Regions from separate parts of the Mus musculus genome. Here region 2 is linked to region 1. A link is a loop called in an ENCODE intact Hi-C map of the cell type or tissue named here. Cell type or tissue: heart. All regions are shown on one strand. Links, peaks and the distances in the headings refer to the core of each region. The heading gives the core; the rest is flanking DNA.

What was found. Peaks named below come from ENCODE experiments on the same cell type or tissue, not always from the same donor. Only the 100,000 strongest peaks of a DNase experiment are listed, where the experiment ranks them.
Region 2: it touches region 1 in a loop (2.7-fold over the local background); 2 of 42 quality-filtered maps call a loop at or near these places.

The regions. Positions count from the first base shown.
Region 1 is chr4:43,718,825-43,733,856 of GRCm38, reverse strand. Hrct1 (histidine rich carboxyl terminus 1) reads right to left here and starts at 6,659. Exons shown (of 1, transcript NM_027511.1): 1 at 5,747-6,659. The coding sequence starts at 6,495. The coding sequence ends at 6,166. Spaar (small regulatory polypeptide of amino acid response) reads right to left here and starts at 3,823. Exons shown (of 2, transcript NM_001348108.1): 1 at 3,693-3,823; 2 at 1-3,277. The coding sequence starts at 2,892. The coding sequence ends at 2,665. In heart, for the core only: a CTCF peak has its summit at 8,909 (motif pointing left); DNase peaks (open chromatin) are centred at 7,684 and 8,858; H3K27ac peaks cover 87 bases.
Region 2 is chr4:43,578,694-43,593,725 of GRCm38, reverse strand. Rgp1 (RAB6A GEF compex partner 1) reads right to left here and starts at 14,991. Exons shown (of 9, transcript NM_172866.3): 1 at 14,723-14,991; 2 at 14,217-14,351; 3 at 13,703-13,839; 4 at 13,347-13,430; 5 at 13,100-13,249; 6 at 12,716-12,862; 7 at 12,411-12,538; 8 at 12,050-12,239; 9 at 6,239-10,866. The coding sequence starts at 14,332. The coding sequence ends at 10,643. Msmp (microseminoprotein, prostate associated) reads left to right here and starts at 9,232. Exons shown (of 3, transcript NM_001099314.1): 1 at 9,232-9,587; 2 at 9,805-9,913; 3 at 10,233-10,510. The coding sequence starts at 9,458. The coding sequence ends at 10,413. Gba2 (glucosidase beta 2) reads left to right here and starts at 14,862. Exons shown (of 17, transcript NM_172692.3): 1 at 14,862-15,032. In heart, for the core only: a CTCF peak has its summit at 9,015; DNase peaks (open chromatin) are centred at 8,925 and 10,105.

The DNA of each region.
Region 1 (15,032 bases), core at 7,530-10,029:
CCAGCCTCTCAGACTCCCCTGTCCCCATAGAGCTACCAGGTAAAATACAAGATGCCCTATAACACTTGATCTTACATAGATAATGAACGTTTTAGTGTGTGTTCCAACTATTTTATGAAATACATTCAAACTAGAAATTACTCATCACTTACTTGAAATCCCAGCTTATCTGGCGTTCTTATGTTTTTAGAGACTCTACTCCCCAGAGTCTCTAGTCTGTGTTCTCCCAGATCTGCTCCTGTTCTAACTATACCTCTCAGCCCTTTGCTAGATTGCCCCAGGGAGGACCACCTTCCGTTTTAGAAGTCCTACTCTTCTAGGCTGCATCTCCCTGCCCTCAGACCCACCTCCACAGTCCTGAGGGCCTGGGGCCCATACCCTGCCCTCAGTCAGACCCACCTTCCCACTGCATCAGCAGCAGGTAGCCATGTGCTCTTTTGTCCCTGGACCAAGGCCGCCTCGGTACTATATTTAGCATCCACTGCCTGGGAACATGATTCCCTTGGGAGATGACCAGTGTCCAGCCTCATCTCCTCCAGGCCAGGCCAAGCTGCTGTTCTCCCTGCTCCACAGGCTCTCTATACCAACACCTTCTTGGATCGTCTCATCGAAGACTCTTCTCTGCTTCCATTCCAGTTCAGGGGCCTCCTCCTCCTCCTCCTCCTCTCAAATCTCCCTGGGCTCCCAGCTCTCTCCCTATCCCCACCCCACTCCAACACCCAAAGCATGTCGCTTCTGTTCTGTCAGGTGTTCCCTGAGCGCTGGGACCAGGTCTGACTGACTCTCACCTTCTCTGAGCAGGAGCAGGTACACAGCAGAGCTCTGTCTATGCTCACCAAATGGAGGACAAGTGACCGAATAATGGAATGAATGAATACAGGGTAAGGGAAGGCATGGTTATGTGGGTGAGTGAGTAAATGGATAGATCATGGCATACTTAGGGTATCTATTGGTGTGACAAAAACACATGACCAAAAGCAACTTGGGAAGGATTCCGTGCATACACACACACACACACACACACACACACACACACACACACACCCTTGTGCTCTGGGGACTCACCCACCTTCAAGCAGTCTAGCTGATGCTGGGAAGAAGGTTCCGTTCAGTGTCTGTGGAGATGGCAAGATTCCTTTCAAGAAAGATCTTCAGAGCCTGCCCCAGAGCAGAGCTCTGCCTGAGGGGGAGACAAAGCCTGGCGATCCAGCCCTCAGGGGGAGCTGCAGTGAGGGCTCTACCTCGGTCTGGCTGCTACCCCTAGACAATGCTTCTTTCTCCCCACTCAGGTGCCCATCCCTACTGGCCTCAGACCCACACTGGCTCTCCCTGGAACCTGCTGTGAGTCCTTCACTGAGTCCCCAGGACTCCCTGCCCTCCCTGTGGCCTGTCTGTAAAAGCCTTAGTCAGGGACTCAGTGTCCAGACTGATAAGGACATGTTTCCAGAAGCTCCTGAGCCTCGACCTCCCCAGATTCACTCCACCCCCATCTAGCACTCTGACTTCCTTCCTGCACTTCTTCCCTGCCAACCCCACCCCCAAATCTCTCCAGACCCAAGCCTGTCTCTCTGGATCCTTCCTGTGGCAGCCACATGTCTGGGGACACTCTGACATCCCAGAGGACCCTGGTTCAGTCTCATCCCCCTCAACAGGCAGGTCCTGAGAGAGTTACCCATTCAAGGTCAGATTCAGACATACAAGCCACGAAGATAATTTTTCATCCTTCAGATCATAGTCTCTAAATACAAGATAGCATCTATTCCGTGAGCAGATTTTCTATTAATAAAAACAAATGTCCCTTTATTTGTGTTAAAATCAACAGCTCCACATGCGCTGAAATGTAACAACATTTTGACTTTTTTGGAATTATCTTTCAGTTCACGATTTTTCTATCATTCCTAAGTGACGCAAATCACTCACATTTGCTAAGAATAGACACAGTCTGTCGGACTATAGCAATAAAGCAAGTCTTGTTCAAAACGTGTTTTAAAGTCTTCTTGGTGGCCTTCCTGTTAATGAAACACCTTGTGCTCTCTGTGGCTCTCTTTTTCTCTCCTGCTTCCTTTTGTGGTTTTCCAGAGCAGATTTGGAAAGATCCATAAAAGGATATACGTCCTCAATTATAAAATAAGTCACTTGTTCCCAGAAAACAGCTCTTTGTTTTCAGAATTTCAGGGCTGATTTCAGGCAACAGGAGCAAGCCTGAGGGTTGGGCACGGTGCAGCATCCAAAAATACTAACAAACACTTAGTTCTTCAAATCGTCCGCTCGAGGGCTCTGGTTCCCTGGGTGGCAAATAGACTTCTGTCACAGCACCCCGCTGACAGGGTGCTAACTTCCGGTGAGGTTCCATAGCTGTCTGGAGCTACCCCACCATTAGGATACCACACAGCATCCTTCCACATCTCCTCAGACTCCTCAGCCCCATTGTGAGTAGAGCCTAGCTGATCGTTCAGCTCAGAGGTAACTCACACCTGGTCCTGACACCTCAGCTCCCCAGGGAGAGAGGGAAGAGCGAGCCAGAATGGAGGGAGGCAAGAAGTTTGTGAAACGTAGAAGGATACGGATGGAGAGCTGGGAGGAGTGAGACACCAGACACTGCTTATTGAAGGGGCAGATGGGTCTGACCCACTAGCAGAATAAATGTCGAGGGAATTGCCAACCTCACACAACAGTCCAGAAGTTCTGGGGCCGCGGCAGTGGCCGGGATTGGAGAGCCGGCCCCGTGAAGAGCGACGCCTCCTGGTGAAACGTGGCCACGGTGAAGCTACGTCTGGAGCTGCGCTCTGGGTCTTGGGTGTGTGAGTCATAGCTGAAGTAGCAGAGGATGCAGGTAATGGCCATGGTGATGACAAAAAGCACTGCCACCATCCCAATCACCGCGGTCTCCATGATTTCTGAGTGGCACTTGTCACACCGAACACGGTGGGTGGTCTCTGAGTCTTAGTGTCCCAACAGAAGCTGGGGCTGTTGGCCAGGACAAGCAAGCGGCTTCTCCTATGCCTCCTTCTAAGACTCGGCTCTGAGGCCTTGAACTGTGCCACCGTAGGCCACCAAATCCTTCTGCTGGAGTCAGATGATCTTCGGTCTAGTTTTAACCTCAGGTCAGACCTCCAAGAGCTGTGGTCGGCTCTACTGGCAGCTGCTAAGAAGCACTATCAGGAAAGCTGTAAGCAAATGAGTCCCTCGACATGGAAGGGGCAAGGGAAGGAGGAGCAGAGATGTTGCTAAGACGGAAGCCAGGCCCACGAGCAACGCCTCAGGACTTCAAGAGTTACTGATTAAAAAAAAAAAAATCTAGTGACTATACAAAATTCCTCTCGCCTAGCAGGACCCAGGAAGAGTCTGAATCCTCCCTGGGAAGGACCCAGGGTCAGCAATTGGCCTCTCTGCTGCCTTCCCAGGCTGTGCACCTAGGCTGGGAGGCAGGGGTGGAGAAAGATACCAGCAAGTGGAGGTGGAGTGGGGGGCGGGGCAGCGCACACAGGGGCTTGCAGGAAGGGAGATAGGAGAGTAAGAGTCGGCTGTACTTGACCTCATTTTCTGTGCAGGGTTGGGAAGTGTGGTGTATATTCGGAAGGACCTCCTCCAACCCCTTCATTGCATCACAGGGTTCTTTTGCATCATATGCCCCACCCCCATTTGCTGCCGACCGGGGCCCACTACTCACATGGGGTGCTGTGAAGGCTTACCTTGGACTCCAATAGTGCCATGTATCCTGACTGTATCTGGAGCTGGTGACCCCCTGTCTGGTGACCACCCCAGGTGGCCATGCTTCTCCCTCCCAAGCCTGCAGTGTTTTTGTTGGTGCTGCCTGGAATTTGGCTCGGGGATGCTAGAGCAGCTGTGAGTACTTCCTGAATCTCTTCCTCCAATTGTGATTGGGGGCCTATGACCCACAGCCACCACCTTCCCGGCTACAGCACTTAACCCGCCCCACACACTTGCGGACTCATTAACTGACCCTTGAGAGTATCAGGGAAGGGAGCCCGGCCCGAGCCCACTCACACCCAGTTCCTCTTGAGACTATCCCACATTGAGCGAGGAGTGTATTATCAGCCTGAAGAAATAGTACTTCTGGGTACTGAACATAGCCAGGCACTGTCTCTCTCATAAACATTGGTCCCACAGCCCTGTGCAGTAATAGGTCCTCAATTTTACAGGGACATACATGATGGTCTCAGAGCAGATATGCCTGACCAGATCTGCTTCTAGTGAGTCACAGGGATGGCACCCAATGGCAAAACAGCCGTTCCCTGTCTCCACCCCAACTCGCTCTTCCTGGGACCATACAATCGAGTGATTTCCCTGATTCTGCCGTTTGTCTGACCAGGACCCCCTGGCCCCCAGAAGAGAGAGAGAGAGAGAGAGAGAGAGAGAGAGAGAGAATGAGAGAGAGAGAATGAGAGAGAGAGCTGTGCCCAAGGTCATGCAGCCAGAAACTTTCCCAGTTTCTCCAAGGTCCAAGAGAACTTCAGTAGCAGTATGGGCAAACAGCCCACTCACAGGACAGGAGAGTAAACAATATACTGCCCTGTTCTACCACAGCCCCTCTTCTAAGATGCTCTGACAATCAGGGCTCATCCTCCACAAGGGTACTGTAGGGTAGCTCGTTGAATCCCCAACATCGCCTGGTGGGGTTGGGAGCTGGGCCCTAGAGACTGTTGCAACCTTTTATCTTGCTTCTCCTTTGCCTGTTCTTCTAGCGTGCTGGGGAGAACAGGCCAGCATTTTCAACAGGAATGCAGGAAGCTTGTCCGGCCCCGTTTCCTTTTCTGCCTAACCTCTTCCCTCTTTCCCATCTTTGGTGTATCTGTAAAATTCCCGTGAAGCTGCAGTGGGCAGGTCTGCAGCAATGCAGGTGGCTGTAGCTAGAGAGGGACAAGGGTGGAGGGCTGGACTGGGCTAAGCCCGGCAGTGAGGAAAGAGGGATGGGTGTGAAGGACTCCAGAGAGAGAGAGAGATCTGTCCATCAGACCTTTGGTCCACTTTCCCAGTGCAGAAACCCAGTGCAGCTGTCAGTGTGAATTTGCCTCTTCCCTTCCTCACTGGTCACCCCTCGCCTAGTCCTCGCACAGTCCCCTGGGAAACAGAAGGAAAGAGGACATTCTATTCCAGTGAGTCACTGACTTTCTGGCGTTTCCCTCTGCTGCTCTCTGCCCTGCTTCTCCCTGTTCTCAGGCTCAGGCTGGGACGATATTTCCTTCCCCTTCATGGACCCAACCTTTTATTCATAGTGTGTGTGGGTCCTTTGCATGCCTGTTGACTGTGGTAGGAGTCTCTACTATCCATTCCATTTTAAGGAAGGAAAAACTGAGGCTCAGGCCAGGCACATTCTCTTGAGGCCACCCGGCATGCCAAGCAGTTAACTGTTCCCTCCCTCTGGTCTTATCAGCTGCTACTGTGCATCTGCAGACAGGCTGGCTGGAGACTCAGAGTCTGCATAAGAATCCCTATTCAGTCCCCAAACAGACACTGAACCCAGGGTTGGTTCCTGCTCTGGACCAGGCTAGGAGGAGCACTCAGGCAGGGTGCTCCGAGAGCTAGAACCCAGGCTAGGGGTCTCAACTGTCCCTTCTCCAAAGCTCTGGGCCGTCCACACTGAATTCTTCCTCAGAGCTTAGGCGGGGACCACCTACTTCTCTCTGTTCCAGACCCCAGGCTCAGCTCCTTCCAGAAGAGTTCCCAGGGCCCTCATGACTCCCTCCCTCCCACTGTGCCACAGTCAAGAACCAGTTCACACAAAAAGCTTCCTGGTGGCTTTTATTTCTTACAGCCAAGCAGCAGTGAATGCCCGTACCACAGTCTGCCCCTGGAAGCTCATCACAGGGCCTCCCCAATCAGAAGAACTCTCCATCTCCACCTGGGCTCTGGTTCTGCCAGATACCCTTGTTACTTCCAGGGTCACCAGGAGTTGCAGTCACAAGGTAGGAAACTCAGCCAGCCCTGCTCGAAGCTCAAGCCCCACATTGTGTAGAGGGCCACCCAGGTGGGTCTCTGTTGCACATAGGGAGAAGGGCTCATATGCAAATGAAACCCAAGCAGGACCAGGGTCCCAGTACCCCCCTTCATCCCAGAGGCACATCCTTTTCCGTGGCAGCATCAGGATCCACTCATGTTGCTGCTGGATGGAGGGCAGAGCCAGGTAGATGCTATCTATTGGCCTCAGCGGCGGGCTCCATGAGCATGGTGGTGGCGGTGGTGGTGCTTGTGGTGGTGGAGACGATGGGGAGAATGGTGATGGTGGTGGTGAACGCCCACACTGGTCACCCCGGTCACATGGTGATGGTGGTGATGGTGAACAAGTCTTGGGAGACGCAGGCGCCGGCCATGGAAGAGTCGAGGCCGGGCTTGTCGGACTCGGTTTCTCTCCACGTCATGCTCCTGTGATCTGTGGAAAAGGCAGAGGGCCATCAGCCACAGCAACATCAAAAACGCCAGTGCTGTGCCCGTGATCCAGCACACAAGGGTCGTGTTCCCCAGAAGGCCTAACATCTGGAAGCCAGAGGATCTCTGCACTTCACTCAGTGGCTCCCTTCAGCAGCCTCTGCTCAGCCCTCACAGTCACTGAACTCAAGGGTGTCTCGGCTCCTGCAGACTGGAGAACAGCCAGGGAATGTGGGAGAGGTCTGTTTGGACAGGCTTCTCAACAGCCAGAGGCTGTTTGGAGTAGGAAGGGGGAGGCCGTGAAGGAAGAGTGGGTGGAGACCAAGGAGCTGTGGGACTGGCTTGCTTAAGGGGAGGGCCTGAATCAGGGATATGAGGTCAATATTCCATCTATTCCTGCCTCCTGGCAGAAGGAGGGCCCTCCTCTGGGCTTCAGCTTTTCTCCTAGGAACCACTGTATGGAGATTAAAAGTGTAGGCTTAGGATGCACACGATTCCCTAGCTCCGCGACTATCTGTAGCCTGCAACATCCTCTGCTGCTGAGGATCAGTGAGTTAGCCCAAGTCCTGTGAATGTCAGTCAGGGATGGGTGGAGCCTGATGAGGGCCACAAGCCGTTCATCATCCAGGGATGCTTCTCCTGTTGGGTATAGGAAGCCAGAAGGCTTGTCAACTTTGGGTTAACAGGAAGCAGAAAGGAAGCCACTTGAGGTCACACAGGTCAGCCCCTTATCTCCCCGGTCAACAATGTCAGTGGATGGCAGTCCCGTTGCCCTATCATCTGCCCTGTCACAAAGCTCGGGTCATTCCTACCTGCCTGGGAACTTGTTTGGTGACCAGAATGTGCACAGTCTTCCATTCTCTCGTTACTGGTTCTAAATCCTCTGGCCCCCTAGTCACCAAGGATGAGGCTGGGATTCAGGGTGTCCCCAGCATCTCTGTTGTACGCAAGCGGACTGGGCTCCCCAAAGCCCAAGCTCTGTGGCCAGGGTCCTCAGGGGTCCTTCAACCCATTCCTCAAAGCTCCTTCTGGAGAGTGCTCAGCCCCCAAACCTCAGACTGGCTCCAGCTCTGCAGTAGCTCCACTCTGTAAAGTTGGTCAAGGCCCTTCCTCGAGCCCACCGTGTCCTCTCTGGAGATCCCACAGCAGAAGCAAACTCCAGGGACACTCCCCTGCTCTAATCCCAGTCACAGCTGCTTTCTCTGACATCTTTACTGAAAAGCTGCCACAGCAGCTCAAAGGGTTGTACATCACCTTTGGCCAAGCTGGTTTCGAGGGAGGCTAGTCTCCAGAGGCTTCCTGGCCCTCTGGAGAAGTCACTTGAACTTTTAATGAGGCTTGTATAGAGAACTCCTCCTGCAGACTCCTGGGGCTTTGGAGCCAGCTGCCTTCCCTAGAGGCACATTGAAGAAAAAGTCCTATGGGAGCTGGTGGAGAGGGGAGGAGGGAGAAGGGAGGAGGGAGAGGAAAGGGGCATGAAGAAGGGAGCATTAAATGGATAACTTTACAGGAGTTTTCCAAGGAGATGCCCACCCCACACAACCTGGAGACTACCCTGCAATGTGCAGATCTGAAGACTTTCAGTCATTCCTAAGGGTCCCTGGACTCACCCCGCATTAGGGAAACTGAGGCCAAAGAAGGGAAGCAACTTGTCTGAGTCTCTCACCTTTGTGGGTTAGTGTATACCACAAGCAATCTCCAGACTTTTGGTTGGGGTGAGAAGAGCTGTCCAGGGCTAAGGATGCTACCTGCTGTGGGGCCTTCCAGAGACAGTAGAAGATGATGCACAAAGGGGGTGGGGGGGGGCGAGCTTGAGGGCCAGAGATGAAGAGACACCCATCTACACTCAATACACGCTTATTTTATGAGATGCCTATTTTCTCCCCATTTGGATAAAATATAGGACCTTGAAGTGGCCATCGTATTAGCAGCTTCGGAAACTTAGAGGTGACAGGCTGCCATCTCCAGACCTTCAGAAGTAACTACTTAAGTCCCCTGCGGGAAACTGTCCTCCTACTTTTAATCCTGTGACTGCTTCCCTGATCATTTTGAATGGCCTGACTGGACACAGGTTCTGTTAGATTGATGACCTGAGAGGGACTGGCTCTGATGAAGTAGGGCCACCCTCAGGAAAGCTATCCTGTGGCCCTGTCATTGAATAGCCCCCTTCCGTTGAGTCTTTATTCTGCAGCCTTCTTAGTCAGGCCTGTCAGACCACCAGCTGATGGGCAAGCCCTTGAAAAGTCTTCCTATCTCACTTCAATCCTGTGCTTTTCTGGATGCCTCACCTCAGCGAGTGTCTTTGTATGCACACAGACACATTTAAAGTAATGTCCCCTGTGGGGACTCATGAGCCTCATGTTTGTGTCCACGAGTATGTGCATGAATGCACATGCATGTACACACACACACACAAACACATCCACATGTTCATACATTGTCCACACAAGGCTATGTGAGTGGTTTCTTGGTTGACCAGCAAAAACAACCACATTGTTTTCACTAATTGGTGGCACCACCTAGTGGTGGCAGTCAAAAATCACTTTTGTATCCTGACCCATCAAAAATGTCTATTATCCTGACTTTGGTTTGTAGCCCATATTTAACAGCCACACACTTAACTAACACATCATTCCAAATTATCAATAATATGGCCAAAGAATTAAAAATGGGAAAATACCATTCCAGGACACAAAGGCAGGACCAATGAGGTCTTAATAGCACCACAACAATAATAATGGGTTTTAAAGTGACAAGGTCAACAAAGACTAAAGTGTGGACACTTTGCCCCTTCTTAGAATAGGAAACAAAACACCCATGGAAGGAGTTACAGAGACAAAATTTGGAAATGTGACGAAAGGATAGACCATCTAGTGATTGCCATATCCAGAGATCCATCCCATGATCAGCTTCCAAATGCTGACACCATTGCATACACTAGCAAGATTTTGCTGAAAGGACCCTGATATAGCTGTCTCTTATGAGACTATGCCGGGGCCTAGCAAACACAGAAGTGGATGCTCACAGTCAGCTATTGAATGGACCACAGGGCCCCCAATGGAGGAACTAGAGAAAGCACCCAAGGAACTAAAGGGAACTGCAACCCTATAGATGGAACAACATTATGAACTAACCAGTACCCCGGAGCTCTTGTCTCTAGCTGCATATGTATCAAAAGATGGCCTAATAGGCCATCACTTGAAAGAGAGATCCATTGGACTTGCAAACTTTATATGCCCCAGTACAGGGGAACGCCAGGGCCAAAAAGGGGGAGTGGGTGGGTAGGGGAGTGGGGGTGGGTGAGTATGGGGGACTTTTGGTATAGCATTGGAAATGTAAATGAGCTAAATACCTAATAAAAAATGGAAAAAAAATTTTAAAAAAGTGACAAGGTCAAACCACCATAGGGGAAAAAAATGACCATTTCATTTAAAAACTAAACACAGTCTGGCAAACAATCCGACAATTTACCTAAATGAGCTGAAATGTGCCCGCCCCAAGCCCTGCATCTTACACGCTGTCAGCCTCCCATCAGTGAGCACACAAGGGAAGCGTAGCCAGGAGAGAGTGCATTGCTGTTCAGGGTTAAAAAGAAATGAGCTGTCAACTCATGAGCTGATAGATACAAAGGAGACATCTTGTGCTATTTAAAAGAAGCCAATATATGAAGACTCCACATCATGTGGACCCGAGTCTATGATACTGTGGAAAATGTGAAACCCCAGAGAAGACAGAACAAAAGATGAGTGTTGCCCGGGTCCTAGGGGACGGAAGGAAGAAAAGTGGGTCATTGTACTGGCTAGTTTTGTGTCAACTTGACACAGCTGGAGTTACCACAGAGAAAGGAGCTTCAGTTGAGGAAATGCCTCCATGAGATCCAGCTGTAAGGCATTTTCTCATTTAGTGATCAAGGGGGAAAGGCCCCTTGTGGGTGGGACCATCTCTGGGCTGGTAGTCTTGGTTTTATAAGAGAGCAGGCTGAGCAAGCCAGGAGAGGCAAGCCAGTAAAGAACATCCCTCCATGGCCTCTGCATCAGCTCCTGCTTCCTGACCTGCTTGAGTTCCAGTCCTGATTTCCTTTGATGATGAACAGCAGTATGGAAGTGTAAGCCGAATAAACCCTTTCCTCCCCAACTTGTTTCTTGGTCATGATGTTTGTGCAGGAATAGAAACCCTGACTAAGACAGTCATAGAAACCCTTAAGGTGGGGCATCTGCATTTAAGACGCTATGAAGGTGTACACGTGGCATAATATATTTGTTCAAATGTGTAGCACGTGCCACCAAGAGTGAGCCCTAACACAGCCATGACTTTGACCGGTATCAGTGCATCAGCATAGGCCCATCGAGTTAACAAATGTTCTGCTGTAGTCGGGGAGGTTGATGGCAGAGAAGGCTGAGCATAAAAGGCTCAGGATGGTTTGGAGAATATCTGCTTCCTCCAGCTACAGTTTTTTTTTTGTTGTTGTTGGTTTTTTTTTTTCAATCTTCACACCACTACTCTAAGTAAAGACTGCTCTTAACAGGAGAGGGGTGAAGAATGCCCACAAACAGTAGGAAGCCTTAAGCAGTCTAAATATAGAGGAAGAAGGATTCCTTGTTCACGGGTCTCTTGGTCTCTTGGGTTTTGACAGCCATCTCGTTCTATAGCCTTGGCTGGCCTTGAATTTGTGGCGATTCTTCTTCTTCAGCCTTCCAGGTGTTGGGATTACAAGTGTGAGACACACACACACACACACACACACACACACACACACACAGGCGCCACCAGCTGCCATGCCCCCTCCCCCAGCCGCCGCCACCCCCAGCTTAGTTTTTAATATTCATTGTTTACTTTATGAATCAACCAAACCCTCACATGGGGGCTAACAATGCCCACACAGAGCAGCACAGACCAACCATAGAGTCCTGACTATCAAATGTGCTCCTTCCTATCCCTGGAATATTGAGAGACAAAGATCCATGAACAAGCAACGAGTATTCTAGGAAGGCGAGGGCGGTTTGATATTTTTTTTTTGAAAAATCTACTGATGTAATTAATTCTGTAAGTAGGATAGAAAAGTGAGACCACACATCCTGACAGATGGCCCCCCCAAAAAAAGCATCTGATAAAATTAGCTCTGCATTCCTGATAAGTATCACAAATGAACAAGGAAAGGAAGATTACATGATTTTTTAATGATCTACTTATTTTTATTTCATGTAGTTACAGACAGTTGTGAACTACCATGTAGGCATTGGGAATTGAACCCGGGTCAGAGGACCCAGTGCTCTTAACCACTGAGCAACCTCTCCAGCCCCCAGGAGACTACACTCTTAATGTGATTAAAAAGGAAAGATATCTTAATTCAAATATGTAACATCATTATTTTTAAAATAAGCATTCCGTTAAAAGCAATAACATTGTTTACAGCCATCGTTTTTCCTCATCTTAGAACTGCTAAGTCAGAGGATATTAGAAAAGGCAGGAAGATAGGCAATTGCATATCTAAGAAACATAGATGTTTCTGAAAAGCCTTTAACCATAATAAGAACTAAGGTTTTGTTCATTTCTTTCTTTATCACACACTGGCCTTGAACTATGTAACTGAGGATGGCCTGAATCCCCTTTCCTCTACCTCCTGAGTACCAGGATTTCAGGCACGTGTCATCATACACTGCTATGCCCTGCTAGAGATCAAGCCCAGGGCCTCCTGCATCATGTAGGCACCTTACCAATCAGGTTACTATAGCCCAAGCTCAGAACTAGATCACTTACAATTAACTAGGTAAACCAGTCACTTTCTTGCACAGCAGTAATCATTAATGTATATGCGTGCTAACATGAAGACAACACTGACATTGGTGACGAAAACTGTAACTTTTTAAAAAAAATAAACTTAAGGAGAGATGTGAAATGATGCAGGTGTGGAGGCAGACAGCTACAGATCCAGCCGTCGGGATGAAGAGTTCGATCAGCCAGGAATTCAAGGTCAGCCTCAAATGTAGAGTGGATTTGAGACCAGCCCAGGCTGGGCAAAACCTGGTGTCAAGAAAATAAATAAGTAACTATGAACTTTAAAATTACGAAATAGCCAGGCAGTGGTGGCGCACACCTTTAATCCCAGCACTTGGGAGGCAGAGGCAGGCGGATTTCTGAGTTCAAGGCCAGCCTGGTCTACAAAGTGAGTTCCAGGACAGCCAGGGCTATACAGAGAAACCCCGTCTCAAAAAACAAAAACAAAAACAAAACAAAACAAAAAACTACCAAACATTGTGTGTAGGATCCAATACTTTGTCAAGAGACATGAAATTAAACCCCAAACAGCTGATGTGACCAATGGGAAAAGCTCGGGGCCTTAAACCAGGCTTCACTTCCGTAAAGGGCTGGTCACGTGAAACTAGGAACGGCTTGCCCCAAGTATTGTTGGAATTGTTCCAGGCAACAGAGGTAACAGTTTGGAAGCTGGGAATGCTTTTCTGCTTTATCTCTCCAAATACATCATTGTTTCCCAAATAGCCCAGGGCGTCCACCAGGATTGTGCAGAATAGAAAGACTTCTCCTTCACCTTCAAAACCCTACTTGGTCTAACTCAAGCCTCTCTCCTCCGGAGCTTCTAAATTCCCGTTTCTTTCCATTTCAGCCTACAGAATAAAGAACCAAACTGAGGCCTCAGGACATTCCCCCTCGAAGTAGAAAGCCATCCCAAGGTAGACGGAAGCCATGATCTATTTCTGGCTCCAAGGGAGAGCGAAGTGCAAATGTGTGCCGCAGCTGCTCCGAGCTCTAAAGATAAACGGGGGGGGGGGGGGGGGGGGGGGGGGGGGGCTGCAGGCAGATGGCGGGAGAGACCAGCCAGAGCGCAGATGGAACTAGGAAAGGGGATTTGGTCTACAAATACACAAAACCTGGGTCCTTTTGAAACTGTGACCTCATTTTTACATAAACGCTGCTCATTAGCTGGGAATGTTCTTGTTACAAATATAAACAGGCATAGATACACACTTAGAAAGCTACATAAACAATGTTAGCAGGAATTTGTATGTGCATAGGGTTGTGTGTGTGTGTGTGTGCCTGCGGGGGGGGGGGGGGTAGTGTGTAAGTGTGTGTGTGACTTTGTGTGAGCGTGTGTGCATGTGAGTGTGTATATGAGTGTGTGCATGTATGAGTGTGTGTGAGTGTGTGAATATGTGTGAATGTATATGTGTGTGAGTGTGAGTATGAGTATGCAAGTGTATGTGAGTGTGAGTGTGCATGTGAGTGTGTGTGTATGAGTGTGTGAGCGTGTGGGTGTGAGCGTGTGTGTGCATGCATGTGAGTGTGTGTGTATGTGTGTACACATGGAGGACAGAGGACATTCCTCTGGTGTCACTCACCTTTTATTTTTATTTTTTGAGATCGGGTCTCTGCTTGCCCTGGAGCTTGCTGAGTAGGCTGGCTGGCCAGCCCTAGGGACCCACCTGTCTCCATGTCCCAGTCATGTGACTGGGATTACAAATTCATGCACCACACCTTTTTTTTCCTCCTTTTTAGCATGGATTCTGGGACTCAAACTGAAGTCCTTACCCTCACAAAGTGAGCTCTGTTCTCCTCTCGGCCTCCACAGCCCAAACTACCACCTTCTTCTTCTCCTTCTCCTTCTCCTTCTCCTTCTCCTTCTCCTTCTCCTTCTCCTTCTCCTTCTCCTTCTCCTTCTCCTTCTCCTTCTCCTCCTCCTCCTCTTCCTCCTCCTCTTCCTCCTCCTCCTCCTCCTCCTCCTCCTCCTCCTCCTCCTCCTTCTTCTTCTTCTTCTTTTTCTTCTTCTTTTGGTTTTTCGAGACAGAGTTTCTCTGTGTATCCCTGGCTGTCCTGGAACTCACTCCGTAGACCAGAGTCTAGAATAGTACTGTGTGCCTGGGGCTGTGTACCCAGAACACAAGAGGCTGAGGTAGGAAGATTTCAAGTTTGAAGCCAGCCTGAGCTACATATATATCGTATATGAAAGTATTTATGTAAATATATATGTAAATATTTATGAAATATTTGTATGTAAATATACATATTTAATAGACTAGCTGCCAGCAGGACTAGGTAGGAATGGTTTAATCCTAGTTTTCGTTGTCTACCTCCCATGGGCTTATAGACCATGAACATGGGCAAATAGCAAGCTTTCCTGACCCTCAGTTTCCCTGATACATAATGGGGATTGGAGACAGCCCAAGTTTATACACTCTAAGCTTCGTTGTTCCCTCTCTTTCCAAGTGGCTCTAATTTTCTGAAGGTTTTTTTTAAAAAGATGATCTTGTAACTTAGGACTATACTCATTTATTCTACCAACATCTCTTGATCTAGGCCCTATGTGTGGTGCCAGCAAGAGGGCATTGTCCTTGCTGCCCTGGGAGCCCTTTCCTAGAGTCAGAAGACAGAAATATCAGGTATTACAACACACCACATGTCAGGACCAAAGTGATCACAAGCAAAATACAAGAGAAGTCATCTGTAAGCAATAAAGCGTTCTCCCAGCCCCAGCGACGTAAACTCTCTAAATAGGCTTCGGAATCTTCCCTCAGTCCAGCCTCAGACCAAGTCTGGAATCATCCTGTGACACACACACACGCTGAGTTCAGGCATTAGGCTGAGAGTTGGAGCTGGCCAAGGCGTGTGTGTGTGTGTGTATGTGTGTGTGT
Region 2 (15,032 bases), core at 8,035-10,534, 140 kb after region 1:
TCTAGCATAGGGTCTTAAGGAGACAGGGTATAAGAGGCATGGCTTAGTCTCTAAGAAAAAAGCAAGCAGCACAGCCATTGGCCACGATGCCTGTGGGAGTGGGAATCTTTATGGTTTCCTGTGCTTTGGTTGTCTTGGTAACCTGAGGCCTCCCTATTTGCATTGGCATCAGAGGCCAAGAGCGGAAGCAAAGTTGGAGTACCAGGAAGATGTGCATTAAAAAAAAAAAAAATGTGGGCAATGTAACAGTTATGCCACAGGAGGGTCAAGCCTAGGACAGAATTACTTGGTTGAGGGTGGAAGAGGGTGTCATATAAAATTCAGACCTGTGGATTTCACCTCTAGCATTTCTGATTCAGGAGATCTATAAGGTTAGGAACCAATAAGCTCATAAGATAGTCACCTACCAAGGATGCCAAGGACACTAGGTTTGTTTTGTCTTAGTCAGTGCCTGACTATATAACTATGACAGGGACACTTATTATATAGCCCAGGCTGGGTTAAACTGAAGCAACCCTCTTGCCTCAGCCTTCCAAGTGCTGGGATTACAGACAACTACCATTCCTGGCCTGGAGATTATGTAAGCATTCTTTTGAGGAAATCTCTAACAATTTCTTTTCATTCCAGATCCTAAAGCTTAGACATACCCTGAAGCTACTTCTACAGATAGTTTTTGGTCTATTTTTGAATTTGCATTTTTTAAAAAAGGATTTCTTTTTATTTCACTTGCTTGAGTGTTTGCTTGCATGTATGTATATGCCTCATCTATGTACAGTGCCCACGGAGGCCAAGAGGGAATCTGAGTCCATGCCACTGGAGTTACAGATGATTGTGAGTGGCCACATGGTGCTGGGAACCAAGTCTGGGTCCCTTGCAAGAGCACCCAGTGCTCCTGACTGCTGAGCTGTCTCTCTGGCCCTAAGTTTTCATTCTTCATTCTGTTAGAACTCTATCATCTCATGGCTGGTCTCCTAAGTATGTGTGCTCTACCCACTGAGGACACAGCAGTAGTGTCCCTATGTGTCACCTAGTGTTTCTCCTCCCTTGATTCTTGTTGTCTCGAAGTCATTGTCTGACTCCCGTCCCTCACTGTCTGTCCCTCCCATCTGCTACCCTAGCCCTTTAATGAAATTCACAAACAGTAGTTTCTGGGAAGCTGGAGAGATGGCTTAGCTGCTAAGGACACTGGCTGCTCTGCCAGAGGATTCAAATTTGATTCCCATCACCTACCTGGCAGCTCACTGCCATCTCTAACCCAGTCCCAGGGCATCCCATGCCCTCTCTGGCTTCTGTGGACACAAGGTTCGAGTACGGTGTACAGTTACACAGTCAGGCAAAAAACACCCATACACATGCAATAAAAAAATTTAAATCTAGCTTTAAAAGGTAGCCTCTGGATTGGGAAAACAGCTAAGTGGGTAAAGTGTTTGCTACCCGAGTGTGGAGACCCCCATTCAGCTCCCCAGTTCCCTTGTGAAAGCCAGATGTGATGGCGCACACCTGTAACCCAAGCACCAGGACGAGGAGAAGAGGGGAGTCCAGCCAGCCAGGCCAACAGAAATGCTTCAGTGAGAGACCCTGTCTCAAAAGCAAGAGAGTTGCCTGGCAGAGTGTGCACCTGTAACTATAGCCCCCAAATTGGGCAGACAGAGATAATGTGGAGGAGGTCTGTGAGTTCAAGGCCAGTCTGGTCTGTATAGAACATTCCAGGCTATATAAAGAGTTCTCAGCCTACACTGTGAGACTGTCTCAACACAAAACAAAACAAAACAAAACAAAACAAAACAAAACAAAACAAAACATACCACTAAAACAAAAACAACCACAGAAGCGGTCATGTTGTAAAAACAATTCTCTCAAATTGTTTCCAAAAGAACTAAGAGAAAAATGCAAAGATGAGCAAAACCAGACCAGCATAGCAACAGAAGCTCCAACATAGCAACAGAAGTTCTGTGTGGTGCAGCAGGCAGCCTGGGCAGGAAGCTGCCCGCCCCATGCAGAAGATAGCCCAGCGAACTGTCGCCGGCAATGAAGAGAATCATAAATCAAACACAAGCCTGGAAGCCTTCTTAGGAATCTAGTTTTATGTCTGGGAGGTGTTAGGGAAAATATGATCAAAATACATGGTATGCATGTGTGAAACTCTCAAAGAATAAAAATATAAGCCATTTACAAATGAGATCGGCAACCTACAGATGGGGGGGGGGAACTTCACTAACCCCACATCTAATAGAGGGCTAATATCCAAAATATATAAAGAACTCAAGAAGCTAACCCCCATAAAACCAATCAACTCATTTAAAAAAAAAAAAAAAAAAAAAAAAAAAGCTCTATCAGAGCTAAACAGAGAATTCAGAACAGAGGAATCTCAAATGGCCAAGAAGCACCTAAAGAAATGTTCAAAGTCATCAGGGAAATGCAAATCAAAACTACCCTGAGATTCTACCTCACACCAATCACAATGGCTAAGATCAGGTAACAGCACATGTTGGTAAGGATGTGGAAGAAGAGGAACTCCTCCATTGCTGGTGGGATTGCAAACTGGTGCAATCACTCTGAAAATCAATCTGGGGGTTCCTCAGAAAATTGAAAATAGATCTACCTGAAGACCTAGCTATACCATTCTTGGGAATATACCCAAAAGACACCCCACCATACCACAGGGGCACGGGCTGCACTATGTTCATAGCAGCCTTATCTGTGATAGACAGAAGTTGGAAACAACCCAGTTGTCCGACAATAGAAGAATGGGTATAGAAAATAGTTACACAATGGAATACTATTCAGCTATTAAGAGCAAGGATTTCATGAGTTTTGCAGGCAAATGGATGGAACTAGAAAATATCATCCTGAGTAAGGTAACTCAGACCCAAAAAGACATGCATGGAATGTACTCAAGAATAAGTGGATGTTAGCCAAAAAAGTACAGAATACCTAGGATACAACCCACAGAACTCAAGAAGGTTAACAAGCAGTAGGGCCCAAGCGAAGATGCCTCAATCCCACTTAGGAGAAGACAACAATCACAGAGGGCAGAGGGAGGGGGAGGCGGAGGGGAAAGGGGGAGGTGGGTGCGTGATTAGGTATGGGGCAGGGAGGGGAGGCAGGAGAGAAGCCCTGAGGGCCAGCAAAATACATGGAAATATGCAACCTCAGGGGGTGGGAAGTGAGGAGACACTACAGAAAGTACCAAAGACCTGGGAGGTGAGAGACTCTCAGGACTCAGAGGGAGGGAACTTAGATGACATGCCCAACAATAGGGAGAGGGAACTCTGTAGAGTCCACCTCCAATAGGAAGATGGGGTATCAAGTGGAGGGATGGGGTTGCCATCCCACAGACAAACACCCCCCCAACACACACACACACACACACACACACACACATACACACACACACACAAGCAGAGGACTGCCTGGTCTGGTCTGGTCTGGTCTCAGAGGCAGAAGATGTGTCTAATCCTAGAGAGACCTGAGGCCCCATGGAGTGGGGAGGCCTGGTTGGGGGGCATCCTCTTGGAGACAGGGGGAAGGAGGAATGGGATGAAGAACTGTGGGAGGGCAGATCAGGAGGGGGACAATGACTGGACTGTTAAATGATAAAAGTAATAATAATAATAATAATAATAATAACAACAACAATAATAAAACGCGGCAAGTGGAATTTTAAGTCTTTATTCTTACAATCAGATTATGCAGCAGGGTAGGAAGAGAAAGCAGAGATAAGTAGAGAAGTTAATAATGGCTAATGCTGGTTAGTTATTAGTTATAATTAATGGTTATTAATAATAACTATTAATGGTGATTAATTACTGGGGTAGGAACTACCATGAATGTAGTAACTTATAAGCAAAATAACATAAAGTCTGGTAAGAAGGGCTCCAGTGGTGCAGAGACAGGAGGGAAACTTCCATGAGAACTTCTATTTGGAGACAGGAACTACTCTACAGTTTGGGCTAGCCTCAGACTTGTAGCCATCCTGTCTTAGACCACACTACACCCAACTTCAGTGAGTCTGAACAGACAGATCACAGTTGCAACCAGGGCTACAAGAGGACCTTTCACAGTCTGTCAGAATAGCGGGCTGTTTGGAGATAGCGATTATCCATCCTTACCAGTCAGCGCCCACCTCCAGGATGCGTCCTTCACCACTGCCTCAGCAGCCATCTTCCCCCTGAAACTCAGCCTCCTCAGGAAAGTTCACAGGAAAGAATGACTCTCCTTTCACTATTCTCTGGGCTTAAGAGAAGACCAAGAGGTTCGCTGCTAAACTTGTAGCTATAAATTTAGCCAATGTCATCTCCCATCCCCAAAACATATTTTGCTTGGACTCTAATGTGATACATTAAATACACATATTTTTATATATTTGTGTTTGGGCTGTTGTATATGTGAATATAACATCATTCATGCACATATAGGATGGAATTTAGGATCCAACACCAAAATTATGGATTCTCTACACAGTGCTGACCACAAAGGCCAATCTTTTAACTATCACTCATGAGCTCTTCTGGAATTCTGGACACACAGCATTGACAGGACAGTTTAGAGGAAATATGACTCTAAAAATGTCTTTTTTTTTTCTTTTGAAACAAGGTTTTACTCATCTAAGCAGCTCTAGGGAGATGAAGATGAATTTAAAACCTATCTGAGCATCCTGCTTCCACCTCCCAAGGGCTGGATTACAAGCACGCACCACCAAGTCCGGATGATACTGGAGGAGCCTTGTGCATGTCAGGCAAGCATGTTATCAACTGAACTGTATCTCCAGCCACTAAGAGCTTTTAAAAATAATAATAATAATAATAAAAAAGAAACACAAACATCTTTTATGGTATCTGGAGAAGGAATTTTAATCACAAGTAGACGGTAAAGGCTGTGGTAAAAAGCAGTTTAGAAATGCTCGAGAATGAAAAAGAAAAAGGGCGAACGGAGAGGAAGGAAGGCAGAAATGGAGCATGCAGAATAAATAACCCAAGGGCAGCCTTTTAGAGACCAAAGGACACATCAAAGAAAAACAGAGCATTTCAAGGAGGGTGTTAAGTATGGAGGAGAGCCAAAGAGGGCCGTGGGCTTTAAGAAAAAGGAGGGGGTTAGTAAGTAGTGGTGTATGTTGGCAAAAAGAAGTGAAGAGATGAGGAAGGAGAAAATTTATAGCAGAGGAAGTTGGTGTGGAGTTTTCCTCTCAAGATGTCCAGCAGAGCAAAGAAGAAATAAAAGCAAGGCCATGGGGAAGGAGGCAGGGCCGGGGCCTGGTACACCGCGAACAAAGCCGCAGGGCCCAAAGCGGGCCATTTGCCTTTTTTTTCATTAACTGACCCAGATTTTCTTGTTTGGAACCAAAGACAACGGCAGAATTTAAAGCTCTTTAAACTAAGCCAGAAAGATCCTAACCCTTGCAATTGCCTTTGGTGTGAGAGAGCACAAATTATAAGGCTCGAGATAGAATTCGGGTCAGTTTCTGAGATAATACAAACAAATCCCACTTTAGAAACCAGAGCGGGCGGCCATGTTGTAGAAGTACTATCTGAGTTAGTCAGCTCATCTTCCTCTCTTATCAACCACTGAGCAAACAGAAATACCTGGTTCCGTCCCAGCCCGAGTTAGACGGTAAGCCAGCAGATACACCAAGATTCTGGCCTGCTTGCCTTTGCACACGGGAATCCAACACCCCATCCCTTACTTAGGTCAGGATACTCACGGGACAGGCTAAAGGCTTGTGGAGCAAAAGTTAAGGTTAAAAATAAAGACAATTATCTAAAGGAAAGGGAAGCAGAAATGTCCTGCTGATAAGAACCAAGACCGACACCAGTGCAGTCCAAAGCCCAGGAGCTCAAATCACCCTAGGGAAATGCTCAGCTCAGCAGAGCCAGCTCTCTCCCTCGCTCTGATTGGTTCCAGGTGAGCTTCCCACCTCAGCCTGCCATGCCACGTGCTGAGATTGCAGGCGTGAGCCACTGTGTTTGGTCACATGACCAATCTTTTAAAATGTCTTAAGGTGTACTCATGTGTCTAAGTGTTTACATCCGTGTGTCTATGTACACCATGTGTGTGCTGGGTGTCCCACATCAGAAAAGGGTGTCGGATGCCCTGGTACTGGATGGATGGTTAGGGAAAACCACGTGTTGTTCCAGGGGTACTGCTGGGAGTCAAGTGCTCTTAAACCCTGTCATCTTCCCAGCCCCCATAAAACTAATCTTAGCGACCTAAGTTTGGGTTTTAAATTAGACACTTAACATTGATTTTCAATCTTTATTCAAGATTTTAAGATTCAGTAAGAGCAAATTGTTTTTAAAATAGGGTCTCACTCTGTAGCCCAAGCTGGTCACCACACTAGGGGAACCCTCCTGTTTCTCAGTGTTGGGATGGTTATATGGAAACAGCCCTATCAGCCTTCCTTTGGGGACCTGAGAGTGGGGTACTGGATGGCAGGCTGGGTTCCATAGAAGACACAGGGAACCTTCTTCTTACACCATCCACTATCTTTATGGTCACAGGCCAACGTGGTTCCAGTTTACCTGAGAATTCCAAACAACTACTCCAGTACAGAAAGCCTCTTTAGAGCCAGGAGCTACTGCCACGATCCAAATACTTTAACCCTTGATGCTCCCTGGAGCCCCTTCCTTTCCATAGGCCATGGACAGCCCTAGCTGGCCTAGCACACCTTATGACTTGCATGGATGGTGCCTTAGCAGCTTGGGCCTCACCTCCTCCTGCCTTTGCTTTCTGGGATGCTCCATTCTAGGAAGACTCAGTAGGGCCTTTCCTCTGCCCTTCCCCTCGAGTTTCCCAGCTCCAACCTGCCTCGCTGTGTCTGTTCAGCCACAAGCTATGAATTTAGGGGCTTTGCTGGGCAGAAAGCAGCCCCTTCCAGGACTCCTTTGGGTTTGTTCAGGACCTTCCCCTCCCCAGGCTCCAGTCCCCCATCTCCCTGAGCCATCATCTCCAAACGCTCTGTCCCATTTGGGTAAAGCAAGGGTTGGGGTGACTCAGTCCCGGAATAAGCTCACTTCCTCCCCTGCGCACCTGCCTGCGCTGCTGGAACACAGCCTGGCCCAGCTCCGGCGGATGTTTTCCTTGTCCCTGCATAGGTGGCCTGTGCCAACCCTGACCCTGAACCTGTCCTGCCCCTTGCCCCAAAGGCTACCCCCCTGGGACTCAGTGGGCTGGGCTCTAACCACTGATGCCCCTGCACACATCACTGCCCAGGCCACCAGCCAGGTCCCCACTGCCCTATAACCTCAGAAAGGAATTCTGCTCAGCCTTTGCCTCCTTCCAGAAGTCGCCACAGCCACAGGCCTTCACCTGCGCTTCAGGAGACTGGTTCTCACTTCGCAGTTTGGTGTGGCTCAGTAATGTCCGCCCAGTCTCATTTCCAGCACCTCCTCTACCTCCGGGACCTCTAGCCTCACTTGCATTGTCTCTAGCTACTGCAGAAAACGCTCTATGCTCAGCCTTCAGGTTGATCCCCCAAAGGTAGTGGTAAGAGCTGACTACTAAGCAGACTTCTAAGCTTGATCCTGTCTGACCCCTTCCGCAGCCAAGACAGCAAGGAGTGAAGGTCAAGCTCTCCCCTCCTCGCCCCTACAGAGCCTACCTGGGGGCCCCTGCTAAGTTCTCCTTTGCTTTTATCTAGATATCCATCTGAAAAGAAATCCTGTTTTCTCCCACTCAGTTTTGGAGGGGGGTGTTTGGGGTGAGACCTGGGACACTGAAATAATAAGTCAACACTGTCACTGAACTACATCCCCGGCCAAGGCAAAAGGTATCTGAAGGCAGCTAAGGAGTTGGAGGTGTACTGACAGTAGCTGCTGAAGGAAGAGGTGACAGGCGGGAGGTGTGTGTGTGCGTGCACACCAGGTGTGAGCTGTGTCTGTCCGTGGTATGTGACGGGGAGCAAAGCGAGGGATGAAGGGGACTGCAAGCCTGAGCGCAAACCACAACAAATGTCCTAGGAGCAGGAAGGGAAGCACTGGACCTCGGGGCCTCCGCAAGGGCAGGAGAACAAAAGAAGTCCAGTTTGACCAGGGTCACAAAGGCGCCTTGAAGTCCACATGAGGGGATGAAGGAAAAGTCAGAATCCAAGTAAGAGAAAGCAGAGTCCTAACGCTAGCGGGGGTGGGGGGGGTGGGGGTGGGGGGTGGGGGGTGGGAAGATAAAGCATGATCCCGATCCCGCTTCCCAAGGTATGGAAGTGGGAAAAGCAGCTTGATCAACATCACCCTTCAACCTAGATGCTCCCAGGACAGCACAGGTCTTAGGAGGCAGCAGGGATACCTTGGAGCATACATGTGAAAGACAGAAGTTGGTCTGGAGAGTCCACAGCAGAAGCCTTCAGCTGGGCACGGCTACTTGCTGTTGTCCAGAGAGGACATCATTTCTGTCTTTGTGCTTTAGCCTCAAGCAGTGGCGATTTTCTGAGGGCCATGGGCCAAAGGTGGCGCTAAGAACAGCCCATGAGCTGTCGCCCATGAGCTGGCATTTCTACTCTCAATAGACAGACAAGGAGCAGGGTGGCAGGTGAAGTGACCTGTGCAAGGTCAGCCAGCCAGTGAGCAGTCACCATGTGAACCCCAGCACTCCTCCAGAGTCAGCAGAAATGCAGACCTTGGAAGGCTTTGCCCCATCATGAGGAAAGAGGGGGCATCTCTGTGAAAGTGGGGTGACTTCTGTTGGGTATTTGGAGATGCTTCTCCTTAAGGGGGGACAGGGCAGAAGCATGGCCAGGAACAGGACAAGCTTGCATCTGCTGTCCACTTGGGGTGAGATGCGAAGTTTATCTTTGGGGTGCTTTTGGATGAACCCCTCACCTCACAATGCTGAGGGCTGCCATCTTTCCGATGTCTCAGGGACACCCTGCCCTGGCATCTGAAGGAAACACAGTCTCCATTCCAGATGCCGGCCTGCTCTCCTGGAGACTTTGGCAGTTGCACCCTTGTGCAGCGCCTTGGTTTGGCTGGGGCACAGGATTAGCCATCCCCAGGAAATGCCTCCCTCCGGTCCAGGCAGGGATCCCAGCACACACACCCCTGCTGGTGGTGGAGGGAGGGTTGATGGAATGCTTCCTCTCTGCAGGTCAAGGAGATCTGGGGACCACCTGGGGCCTTCAACCCTCCCCCTCCTGGCTGTGGAAGTGCCCAGTCCAGCGCCCCTTCCACGGCCACCTCCCTCCTCCTGGCTGTGTGGGGGCAGGAATCCGCTCTCACAGCTTGTTAAAAGCTGGACCTCTTGTTTTCATGCCCTCACCTCAGGAAACAGAGTTCCAGCCTGTCCAGCTCTCCTCAGCAGGGGGCCAGGGTCCTCACTTTATAAACATTCCCAGCCATGGTATGAGACGGGAGCCCAAGGAGAGAGAAACTCAGGAGTCAAGGAGCAAGGCAAGAAGAGCAAGGGGGTAAGAAGACCAGAGGAGTCTGAGCCGAAGCCAGGAAGGGTCTGAGAGCGCTGAGCAGCAGGAATGGCCCTAAGGATGCTCTGGGCTGGCCAAGCCAAGGGGATCCTCGGAGGCTGGAGGACCATCTGCTTGGTGGTGTCTCTGTTCCTACAGCACCCGGGAGTTAGCAGCAAGTGTTACTTCCAAGCTCAAGGTAAGATGGACTGATGCTTAAGGGAAAGATGAGGGCAGGGATGAAGGTGTAGAGATGCCCAACCCTGTGTTAGAACAGCCATTCCTTCAACCTGTGAATGGGAAGGCTATATGGAGGGGTAGTATGCATGGATCCTCTCCCACCCCAGACCAGGAGAGGCTGCTGCCAATGCTTCCAATTCTCATCTGCTAACACAGTGATTCTCATCCTCCCCTAGCTCCCTGCCACTACGAGGGTAAATACTTCACTCTGGGTGAATCTTGGCTCCGCAAGGACTGTTTCCATTGTACCTGTCTGCATCCTGTTGGTGTGGGCTGCTGTGACACGTGAGTAGCCAGGAGTGGTCAGAGGGAATGCCTCTGGTGTGCCTAAGGGATGGCCAGGGAGTCCCTAGATTTCTGTGAGGCACGAGTAAACAGAAGGGCCTCCCGAGACTGCAGATGTGAAGGCACCAAGAGAGGGGAAGTCGAGGTAGATCTGCAGGAAGTATTCCTGCTGGGAACAATAAAAAGTCCTTGTGTGGGAGTAAGAGAGCTTAGGTGGGGCGATGGGACACCAAGAGGGCGTGGGAGGATGGCTGAGTGGGAAGCGCAGGCCCTAAAGGAGGCTTTTTACTGTCCTGACTCCCAACCTTTGGTTCTCCAGGGCTCAGCATCCTATTGACTTCCCTGCTGAGTGTGAAGTGCTACAGGAGGCAGGAACCTGTCAATTTTCCCTGGTGCAGAAAGCTGACCCTCGGCTGCCCTGCAAAGGGGGAGGGCCCGACTTAGAATGGGGCTCGGCTAACACCCCTGCTCCTGGGGCTTCTGCCCCCCACTCCAGCTAAAGGCTTGCCCATCTGCTGATTGCTCACTGCTGCTGCCACTTTCAGGGAAACCACTAGCAGCTGCCAACTTCCTCCAAAGAAATAAATTAATGCTACAGCTGAAAGCCCGTTTCTCACTGCCTGTGCTACGGGGGCCCAGGTGGGGAAAGCGGGCCCCCACTGGAGTCCAGGGGTTGAGCTCTCAGTTTCTTGGAAAAACTAGTTGCCATGGTGGGCATGTGAGCCAGTTTCAGATAGTTATACTGCTGGTGCTAGGGCCTGGGGCAGCATATGAGACCAGGGTGGGGCTTGTAGGAAGCACTTTGATGGGGAGGTCCCAGCTGAAGGTGTCTACAGGCACCTGTTCAGGCCCTGTCCAGGTCGCAGGCTCAGGCTGCTCCAATGGCGGCAGAAGTACCAATCCTGGTTCTCGGGATGTTACAAATTCAAAATGTAATCGCCACTTCAAGGACACTAAAAGAAAGAGACAAGAGGTAGATGCTCTAAAACTGTCCATCTCAACCTGTGGGTCATGACCCCCGGGAGTCAAATGACATCGGAAAACACAGATACTTACATTATGATTCATGACAGTAGCAAAGTTACAGTTATGAAGTATAAACAAAAATAATTTTGTGGTTGAGGGTCAGCACAATATGAGGAACTGTATTAAATAAAGGGTCATAGCATTAGGAAGGTTGAGAACCACTGCACTACAAGCAAGAAAAGGCCAGGTTTGGCGGCACACACCTATCCCAGGACTAGGTGAAGGCAGGACCACAAGTTCAAGGTCAGTTTGATGCCAGCTGGGGGGGCTACATATCAAATATATCCCTACTATCAAAAACCAGACAAAGGACAAACAGCTGCAAGGCAGTAAAAGCCAGTGACAGAGTGGTTAGCAAACTACAAAACACAAACCTCAGAGTCACCATGGTGACTCAGCGGGTTAAAGGGACTTGCCACCAAGCCAGGTGACCTGAGTCAGGAACCCTGTGGTAGAAAGAACCAACTCCAGAAAGCTGTTCTCCGACCTAAACACACATGGCGATGCAGGCGCCCTGACTCACATGAAATAAAGTAATTATATGCATTGAAAATTCTCTGACCGGCACTCGGGAAAAGGAGGCAGAGCAGGTAGATCTCTGTGAGTTTGAATCCAGCCTGGTTCACATAGGAACTCCAGGCCAGGCAGAGCTACACACACAGTGAGAGATCCTGTCTTAAAAACAAGCAACAAAATAATTTTTAGAAAAACAGAAACAGATTGTGTCCATAAAGAAGAGAAGGCACAGGTCAGAGAGCTTTGATCAAATACTGTTTTTAAGAAACCCGGTGTTAATGTGTTAACCAGAGATGCTATTAAGGATACCAATTTAACTACCTAGTAACCTGGGATTGGGATAGCCGAGACTTTGTAGCCTGAAGTGAGTGTGCTGAGGAAGCTAGAGATCAGTGCATCCCAGGGGTAGGAACAGTATTTAGGGGTCAGTACACCTAAGAAACAGAAGTGGAGTGGAGAGGTGAGAAAACGCAGAGGGCTGGGCTAGATGTGGGTATGTCTGGGGGTGCTTGAGGGGTCACGGCCCACTCCACCCTACCCAAGACCAGCATTCCCTACCCCCACTCCCTTCTCCAGTAGTGCTCCGGTTCTCACCAATGGCAGTGCAGAAGCCAGGGGTAGAGCAAAGAGGGATGGGGAGAGAGAAGCTGGTTCTGGTTGTATGTAGGCAGGACTCCTGGTGCCGGGCATGAGTCACATGGGACACTGAAGGGGCAACTCCGGTCCCGCGGCGTCGCTGGTATTCGGGCTGTACCCGTTCTTCAGTCTGCAAGCTTACTGAAAACTGGGAGCAACAAGAGAAATGTACACTCGCGGGCATTTGGAGATGTGGACTGTAGGTTAGAGGCAGCCCTGATCCTCACTTTCCATTTCTACAAAGCACCCCTCTTGACAAAGGCCCCCTTGTCACCCTTGCCCATCGGGTGGAGCACAATGAAAGCTGCTCTTTCCTCACCTGCAGACAAGCTACGGTTCCTTCCCCTAAATTTAAGGTTCCCACCACGTCTTCGCCAAGTCTGTACACAGATTTGAAGATACCGAACGTCCCGACTTTCCCTCGGCCATCGCTGATATTGTACAGATCTGAGGAGAATGAGATACCAAAAGTCTACAGTTTATACTGGGGAATACGAAGGACTGAGTCCCAGAGGCCAAAAGGAGGCTTTTCTTTGTAATGGGGGCAAAATATTAGTGGACCCCTGAAGAGATGTGGTCAGCCTCTCAGACAGGAGTACAGGGCAATTCTGAAAGGATTCTTACGGAGGCTGCGGCAGGATGTGGCAGCCATGAGACGCTCCCCAGCTAGCTCAGCCAGCCATGAGTCCTTCTTCCCACTGTCATCCTCCTCTAAGAATGGACTGGATGGCGCCACAGCCTCATCCTGGGGGAAGTGGACATCTTGAAGACCTGGCATGAAAAAGCAGAGACAGTGCTGGGAGGAGTGAGATGTGAACAGACAACTAACTGGTTTTAGACTCCAACCTGAGAAGGCTGAAGGGGAGCTACATCTGAGCTCTACATCCTAGCTTCCTCTCCATCCCTCGTCCTCAGCATGGTCCCTAAAACCAGGAGTCTCCGAAGGTCCTCCCACATATGCTTAGTAAGCCTCTACCCCCACCGCATCCCTTCAGGAACCTAACTTACCAGTCAGCACGAGAACTCTCAGAGGAACCCGGAGTAAGGTGATGGGTGAGTTCACGCGCTGGCAGCCAATGGTCAATTTGTAGACATATTTGACTGACTGACCCCGAAAGGAAGGCGGGCCCTCCGTGGGCAGCACTTCACTGTAGGAATCTGGTTGGGAAACAGTAGACAGGGCAGCTAGAAGCAGCCAGAGTCCTCCCTCCAGGAGACTTAGAAAGCAATCTGGGGTTGGGAGACAATCACTCACATGATTTGGACTCTCCAGGGTCTAGCCTCAGGTCACAAAACAGAATTTTGGGTGGAGTAGAAAGGATACACTGGCCCCTCTCACCTATGAAAAGTCAAAAAGACTTCAATGGACTCCATTGTCCATTGCCAACCAGGGTCACACAGCAAGTGGAGGCAGGGGAAGCCGCCAATTCTTTCTGTTGTAATAAGGTAAGTCTTATAGTCCCAAATCAAGCTACCTTCCCTTCCACCACTGATGTGTTGGTGACCATGTCATACAAGAACAACTTAACTTTACCCTGGGGTGACAATAACTTCCCCTCCCTCCATGACAAACACACACTCTCTCTCTCTCTCTCTCTCTCTCTCTCTAACCTCGGTGTGGCAGAAAGACAGTCTGGCTGTCAGGCTGGACGTCCGGCTGACTAGAGTCAGGGGGTGGCAGTGCTACTCGACTCTCGCTGGCATGGAACTGGCAGTGGATCTGGGCACTGGCCCAGGCCAGAGCCTCACTGTGGAAAAGGGAAACGAAGGTATGGGAACCTAGTTCTTGACTTCACCAATACTTTCTCTAGAAAACTGTCTGACCAAGATCACCAAGGTTAGATGACTATCTTAGTGACCAGGGAATCCAGAACCCCTGAAATAAAACCATTACACAACAACATCAAGTACATTGAACTCAAAAAGGAGTGATACCGGGAGGAGGAGCAAAGGAGAGTAAGGGGTCCTGCCATCCACATATTTGTTTAAAAGCCCTTCATTACAATGAGCAAGAAGGTGGTGATTGATGCTAGTGTAGTTACTGAACAACCAAAGCTCTAATTAGAACGAGCGATACCAGGCTTCCTCCCGGAAGGGCCACCACCTCCAATACCAGCATCCCCACCTGGATGCAGAAGTGGCGGTCGGGGGAAGGGGATTAGTGACAGTCACCACACATTCCAGAGCCTCCCCCGCCAGAAACACAGGACCTCTGCTCAGCTCAGCTACCACTTCGATCATGGCAGCTCCGGAACCAAATCTAGAAGGAAACAGAGTGCCAGAAGTCAGTACGGGGAAATGAAGGAAGGAGTGTTTAAGACCTAGGCTTAAGTCTAGACCTGAGTCCGAGGGGGGCAAGAAGTGGGTTGTTTTTTTTTTTTTTTTCAAGTTTCAGTGAGGGTGGGAAGCACTGGGGTTTAAGGAGCTGGTGGGGTGGCGGAAACTGACTCCGAACTGCCTGCGGGAGGGCGTCGCTTTAGCTCCAGACCTCCTTGCGCCCAGGGTTAGGCCCCTTGCGCCGCCTCCCAGGCCTGCCTCTGTCCCCGCTTCCCTCGAGGCTCCACGTCCTAGCCCAGGACATCGCCGCGCGTCTCCAAACTCAGATTCTTACGCATGGAGGTCCTCACCTACCCGCCCCTGCGAGACCGGCTCGGAGCTCGGTGGCATCCGCGGAGTCTGTCGCGCGGCAGAGGCGGGACTTCCTTTGTCACATTTCAGGGTTGAGGCGCCCCTTCCGGTCCGACTTGCGGGGTGCTTCCGGCCGGAAAGGGATCCGGTGGTCCCGGGTCTGCGGGTCACCTTCCCAGCGGTGGCACCTGAGCGTGGGCGCGGGGGATCCTGGCTGCAGGGACCCGGTACCCAGCCCTGGAGCCGCTGGAGCCGCAGCCCGGGGCGGGGCCGAAGGTCGCCGGGAGCTCCTGGGCGGGTCCCAGAGGCGGTG